Linked DNA regions of Homo sapiens: region 2 is linked to region 1. A link is an interaction called in ENCODE POLR2A ChIA-PET data of the cell type or tissue named here. Cell type or tissue: OCI-LY7. All regions are shown on one strand. Links, peaks and the distances in the headings refer to the core of each region. The heading gives the core; the rest is flanking DNA.

What was found. ChIA-PET counts read pairs that join two places held together with the same protein. Peaks named below come from ENCODE experiments on the same cell type or tissue, not always from the same donor. Only the 100,000 strongest peaks of a DNase experiment are listed, where the experiment ranks them.
Region 2: POLR2A ChIA-PET joins it to region 1 with 5 read pairs; 2 of 35 experiments call an interaction of 5 or more read pairs at or near these places.

Annotation. Positions count from the first base shown.
Region 1 is chr20:53,160,097-53,163,017 of GRCh38, reverse strand. All of the region lies in intron 1 of TSHZ2 (teashirt zinc finger homeobox 2), which reads right to left. Among named protein-coding and RNA genes, the nearest start is that of TSHZ2, 190 kb to the right of the region's middle. In OCI-LY7, for the core only: a CTCF peak has its summit at 493; a DNase peak (open chromatin) is centred at 1,397; H3K27ac peaks cover 776 bases.
Region 2 is chr20:52,887,795-52,890,715 of GRCh38, reverse strand. The region is part of intron 1 of LOC105372668 (a long non-coding RNA gene); the gene reads left to right. It also overlaps the pseudogene RPL36P1. Among named protein-coding and RNA genes, the nearest start is that of TSHZ2, 83 kb to the left of the region's middle. In OCI-LY7, for the core only: no CTCF peak of the experiment used is centred there; no DNase peak of the experiment used is centred there.

The DNA.
Region 1 (2,921 bases), core at 274-2,773:
TTTTCCTACATTCTTTTCAGTACTTTCTAATAGTAAACTTTTTAAAAACAATTATTATGATGGAAACACTCAATAAAAGTTATTGAATTGGAAATAAACTGGTTAAAAGTAAGTAGATGTTATATTTATAACTGACGAAGGTCATTTTAAACCTGCTTCCAACTCTGAAATTAACTTTCTTATTTTCTCCCCCTCCCCCGCTTTGTAAAGAAAACAATCAGCAGATGTCTCTGCAGTTAATAGTTAGAATGTGCAAGGTAACAGCATTAGAAAGCTACATCTCTGCCTCTATACCCACTTTTCCTGGAGCATAGCCCCTCCTTTCCCATGCAACACCCCCACTAATGAATTCCCAGAGTACCCTGTATTTTAACATCTACAAGGACAAGGAAGGCAGGATTGATGGCCCTGCAGTCACGTCCTGGGCTGACACTGGCAGTGGAAGGTAACTCATGCTTAGCACTTGACGTAATTTTTTGATGACTGAAACCTGATCCCATCGACCGATCCCCTAGTGGCTGATCTCATCTCTTTACCATCAGAGAAACTGAAGTCGAGTTACCAGGAAAGATACAAAAGAGGAAGCGAGTGGGCAACGTCTCAGCATAGAAAGGAGTAAGCTTGTGTTTGATCTTTTGTCCAAAGAACATTCCTAATTCTCACAAATGGGATGGCCGAACCCAAAACATTGCGGCAGCCAGTCCTTCCCTCCCCGCCCCATCCCTGGCCGGGCCAAATTCTTCTGAGCTGGGTGTCCGTGAAGTTCTTTAGAGGAAACTACAAGTTTGTTATTTTTTTCCTTCAGTTGTGATTTTGAGGCGAGTCTCTTTTATTTATAAAATTGAGAAGAAAAGAATAATGCAATCCACAAAACACTCTTGGAAGGGTTAGAAAAATAAACATCATAAACAATGGCAATAAAAATGAGCCTTTAATGAGTATTTTGAGCCAGGAACTGGAGGCAGATGACAAGGGTTGAGGTTCAGATTTGCCATATAGTCACTATGTGACTCCAAACAAGTTGCTTTTCCTCCCTAAGCCTCACTTTACTAATCTGAGAAGTGATAATAATTGTACCCATTCATTGGTGAAGATTAAAGGAAAAGGACCTAAGGTGGATATACAGTGCCTGAGATATAGTAATTGTTTATAGAAGTGTGATATTTCTCTACTCTAACTCAAATAATATCACTCATTTACTTAAAACCCTATGATATGGTTTGGTTCTGTGGCCCCACCCAAATATCACCTGGAATTATAATCTCCACGTGTTGAGGCAGGTACCTGGTGGGAGGTGATGGTATCATGCGGGCGGATTCCTTCATGCTGTTCTCATGATAGTGAGTTGAGTTCTCACAACATCTGATGGGTTTATAAGTGTTTGGCAGTTCCTCTTTCGCTTGTACTCTCTTTTCCTGCTGCCTTATGAAGAAGTTACTTGATTCTCCTTTGCCTTCTGCCATGACTGTAAGTTTCCTGAGGCCTACCCAGCCATGCAGAACTGTGAGTCAATTACATCTCTTTCCTTTATAAATTACCCAGTCTCAGGTAGTATTTTTATAGAACTGTGAAAACGGACTACTACACATGTAAGGCTTTCTATCACAGAGAATGAAATTAAAACTCCTTACCATGAGCTACAAAGCCCTGTCTCATCAGTCTGAGTGCTCCCCGTCATGTTCACCCTCCTCCCACCCATGGGTCTTTCCTCCAACCCTGTGGCACACCTCTTTTGCTCTCACCTCAGGATCTTTGCACTGCCTAGAACACTCATTCCGCAGACATTCATTTGGCTGGGTTTTTCCTCAATAATGAGCTCTCAAGTCAAATACCACTCCATCAGATAGCCTTGCATTACCTCCTATTTTTTTTTTTTTTTTTTTTTTTGCTGAAAATAACCAGAGTTGGTTTCTGTCATGTACAATCAAAGGAGTCTAATGGAACCAAGTAGCAATGTTCTCGAAAACAAACAAACAAAAAACCCCAAACATTTTGCTGTTTCTTTCCCCTCTGTATTTGCTAACTTTATCATGACTTTATTCTTAAAGCCTATCACTGGTCTGCTTTTATTAATAGATTAGTGGAAATTTTCACCTGGCCTATTAGCACCTTATAAAGAAATAGATTAAGAGTAGGGAATATATAGATGAAGATGTACATTCAAAGAAGATGGGCCTATGGTGAGCAAAAGAAAAATGTTTCCAGAGGTGTAGTTTGCCACATGGTTCATCTAGAAAGGGCAAACTGAAATGTCTTTTTTTTTTTTTTTTTTGGAGACAGAGTCTTGCCCTGTCACCCAGGCTGCAGTGCAGTGGCACAATCTCAGCTCACTGCAACCTCCACCTCCCGGGTTTAAGAGATTCTCATGCCTTAGGTGTGCACCACCATGCCAAGTTAATTTTTGTATTTTTAGTAGGGACAGGGTTTTGTCATGTTGGTCAGGCTGGTCTTGAACTCCTGGTCTCAAGTGATCTGTCTACCTCAGCCTCCCAAAGTGCTGGAATTACAGGCATGAGCCACTGCCCCCGGCCCTGAAAATGTCTGTCTTATTACTGCACTTGTGCATGCTTTACTTGGCTCCAGCAATACTGTAAATGCCTGAACTGAACAACAGATGATTATGGAACACAGAGAAGAGATACTTTGCACGACTAGGGATTAGACTCGGCATAGCCATAAGGGATTTGATGTGGACTCCTGAACCCATGAAGGTGAAAGATCATCCCATAAAAAACTACCACCCCCTTTAGCCCTTTCAATGTTTTCCATTTTCTTAGGATGGAGAATAACTCTTTAACATGAAATTCTTAGCCCAGTATGGTCAGAGATACCTGCCTCCCCAATCTCCTCTCTCCCATGTGCCCCTCCTGCATTCTGTTCTTCAGACATACAGGCATCTTGCTTTGAATTTCCTAGGGCCT
Region 2 (2,921 bases), core at 224-2,723, 270 kb after region 1:
TTGTCCGTTGGTAACGTGAATTCTAGAGTGAGTAAAATGAAAAGGATTACTTAGAAGATGCTCTCTCTGCGGAGATTTCAACTGGAGACCTCTATCTTTTTACCTATCTCAATTTCTGGTGTCTGTGGATGTTTTCATCGCTTGTAAATGTTGGAACTTCAAGAACTCCTTTAAGTTAGTTCACCAATGTGGACAATTTATTATAAAGATATAGGGGAATTTCTTGGAACCTATACATGACATGTGTAATCAAACCTCAGAAGGGATCAGAAATGCATTTTTCTTTTTCTGTGAAGCTTTTATTTTGGGCAGACGGCAGGGCAGGGGGCTCAGTCCTCCTTGGCAGCTGCTTTCCTCCTGGCAGTCATGCTCAGCTCCTCCCACTTCCTCTTTGTGGAGATGTGCATCCTCACCCTTTTCTTGATGAACTTGAGGGCCCATTTGTCCTTGGAGACCTGGGCTAACTCCATGGCGTGCCACGCACATGGAGCAAAGCCATTCACCTCTCAGATCATGTCCTGCATGAACTTGGTATGTTTGGTCAGGTGCTGTCTTGTGTCAAGTGACATTATTCTCTTGTTTTCTTAGATGTATCTTTTATTCATTTTTCTTCCTCCAGAGAATAGCATTTTCTCTTTTCTTAAGCACATGGCTGCCCCCTTCCTGGAGTTATATACTGCTCAGGCTTCAATATGAATTTTCTATGAGAGAATGTGATTAAATCAGTTGGAGATAGGCCTCAACCCATGAGTCCATCATGCTATGACAGTATCACAAAGCCACATGATCCACTCTATGGTATGAGGTACTTGCTTTGCTTGTGCTGAATCTCCAAAACCTAGAATCATGCCTGGCATATAGGCACACTTATGGTCTCTTCTCTCTTCATACATCCTCCTTGTGTGACCTCATCCAGGCTCGAGACTTAAAATATCATCTACATTCTGCTGATGCTGAAACTGTCATCCCTTGAGTCAAATTGAACTCCCTTGACATCTTCACCCAGATTAAGGCATCTAACATTTAGGCATTTAGACTAAACTTGTCTAAAACCAAACTCTTTCTCCAAAATATGTGCTCTTCACCTCTAGGGATGAGTCTTTTTTCATCTCAGTAAATGATACCCCCATGCTGCTGCTGCTCAGACCTGCAGCTTTGCAGGCATCTTTGGCACCTGCCCTTCTGTGACTCTCCACTTCCAAGTTATCCTTAAATCCCATTGGCTACAGAACCTGGCCAGTTCTCACTGCATCACAACTATGATTCGGTCAGAGTCACAGTTATCTCTCAGCTGGATTGCATCAATAAATAGTCGGCTAACCAGTTTCACTGCCCCCTGGAATCTGGAATGTTGTTGTAAAAATATTAGTCAGATCATGTCATGCCTTGGCTTTCTTTTTATTTTTTATTTTTTTGAGACAGAGTTTCACTCTTGTTGCCCAGGCTGGAGTACAATGGCGTGATCTCGGCACACTACAACTTCCACCTCCTGGGTTCAAGCTATTCTCCTGCCTCAGCCTCCTGAGTAGCTGAGATTACAGGCACCCACCACCATGCCAAGCTGATTTTTGTATTTTTAGTACAGATGGGGTTTCACCATGTTGGCCAGGCTGGTCTCGAACTCCTGACCTGAGGTGATCCACCCTCCTCGGCATCCCAAAATTGCTGGTATTACAGGCAGGAGCCACCGTGCCCAGCTGGCTTTCAAAACCGTCTAATGGCTTCCAATATCCTTCAGAGTGAGAGCCTAAATATGCTAAGATGCCAGAAGGTCTGCGTCGTCTGCTCTCCTTCCTTCCCCTTTCTGTATTTCTGCTTTTCACTGTCTGTTTATTCACCTTTCTTCTCCAGCCACAGGGGCCTCCTTGCTATTTCTCAGATGAGGATGCTCCATCCCAGGGACTTTGCATCTCCTTCTCCCCATGTCTAGGGAGAACAGATATGGGCATAGTTTCCCTCTGCCTTTTTTCATATTACTTCTTCAGCATCTTGGTGAGGTCTTCCCCAGCTCCCTATATAAAGCAGCATGCCTATCACCCCCGGGACACTCCAGTCCCTTCCCTTTCCTCCCCGCCCTCAGAGTATTTGTCACTATCTTTTGGTTATTGTCAATTTCTCCCACTAAAATACAAGTTTATAAGATCATAGACAGTAACTGTTTTTTTTTAACTTTTATTTTAGGGTAATTTTAGCTTTATTAAATAGTTGCAGAGATAGTACAGAGAATTCCCATGTACCCCTCACCCAGTTTCCCCATTTGTTAACATCGTACATGACGGTAGAATGTTGTATTTGTTACCTTTGATGAATCAACATTGATGCATCACTGTGCATTCAAGTTTATAGTTTATTCAAATGTTCTTAGTTTTTACCTGATTTTTTTTCTGTTCCAGGCTCCCATCCTGGTTCCCACATTACACTGAGTCATCATGTCTCCATAGGCTCCTCCTGGCTGTGACTGTTTCTCAGATTTTTCTTGTTTTTGGTTGCCTTGAGAGTTGTCAGCGGTAATGGTCAGGTATTTCATAAAATATCCCTGAATTGGGTTTGACTGATGTTTTTTGTGATTAGACTGAAGTTATGGGTTTGGGGAAAAAGACCACAGAGGTAAAGTGTCATTTTCATCACATCATATCAAAGGCACATGCCATCAGCATGATTTATCACTGTGATACTGACCTTGAGCACCTGGCTGAAGTTGTGTTTTGTCAGGTTTCTTCACTGTTAAGTTACCATTCTAACCCCCTACCCTTCCTTTATACTGTGGTTTTTGGAGGGAAGTCACTATGCACAACTCATGCTTATGGAGGGGCAGTTATGCTCCACCTAAGTGAAAGCAAAATATCTATATAACTATTTGGAATTCTTCTGCACAGAAGATTGTCTTTTGTGCCCCATTTATTTATTTGTTCAGTCATTTA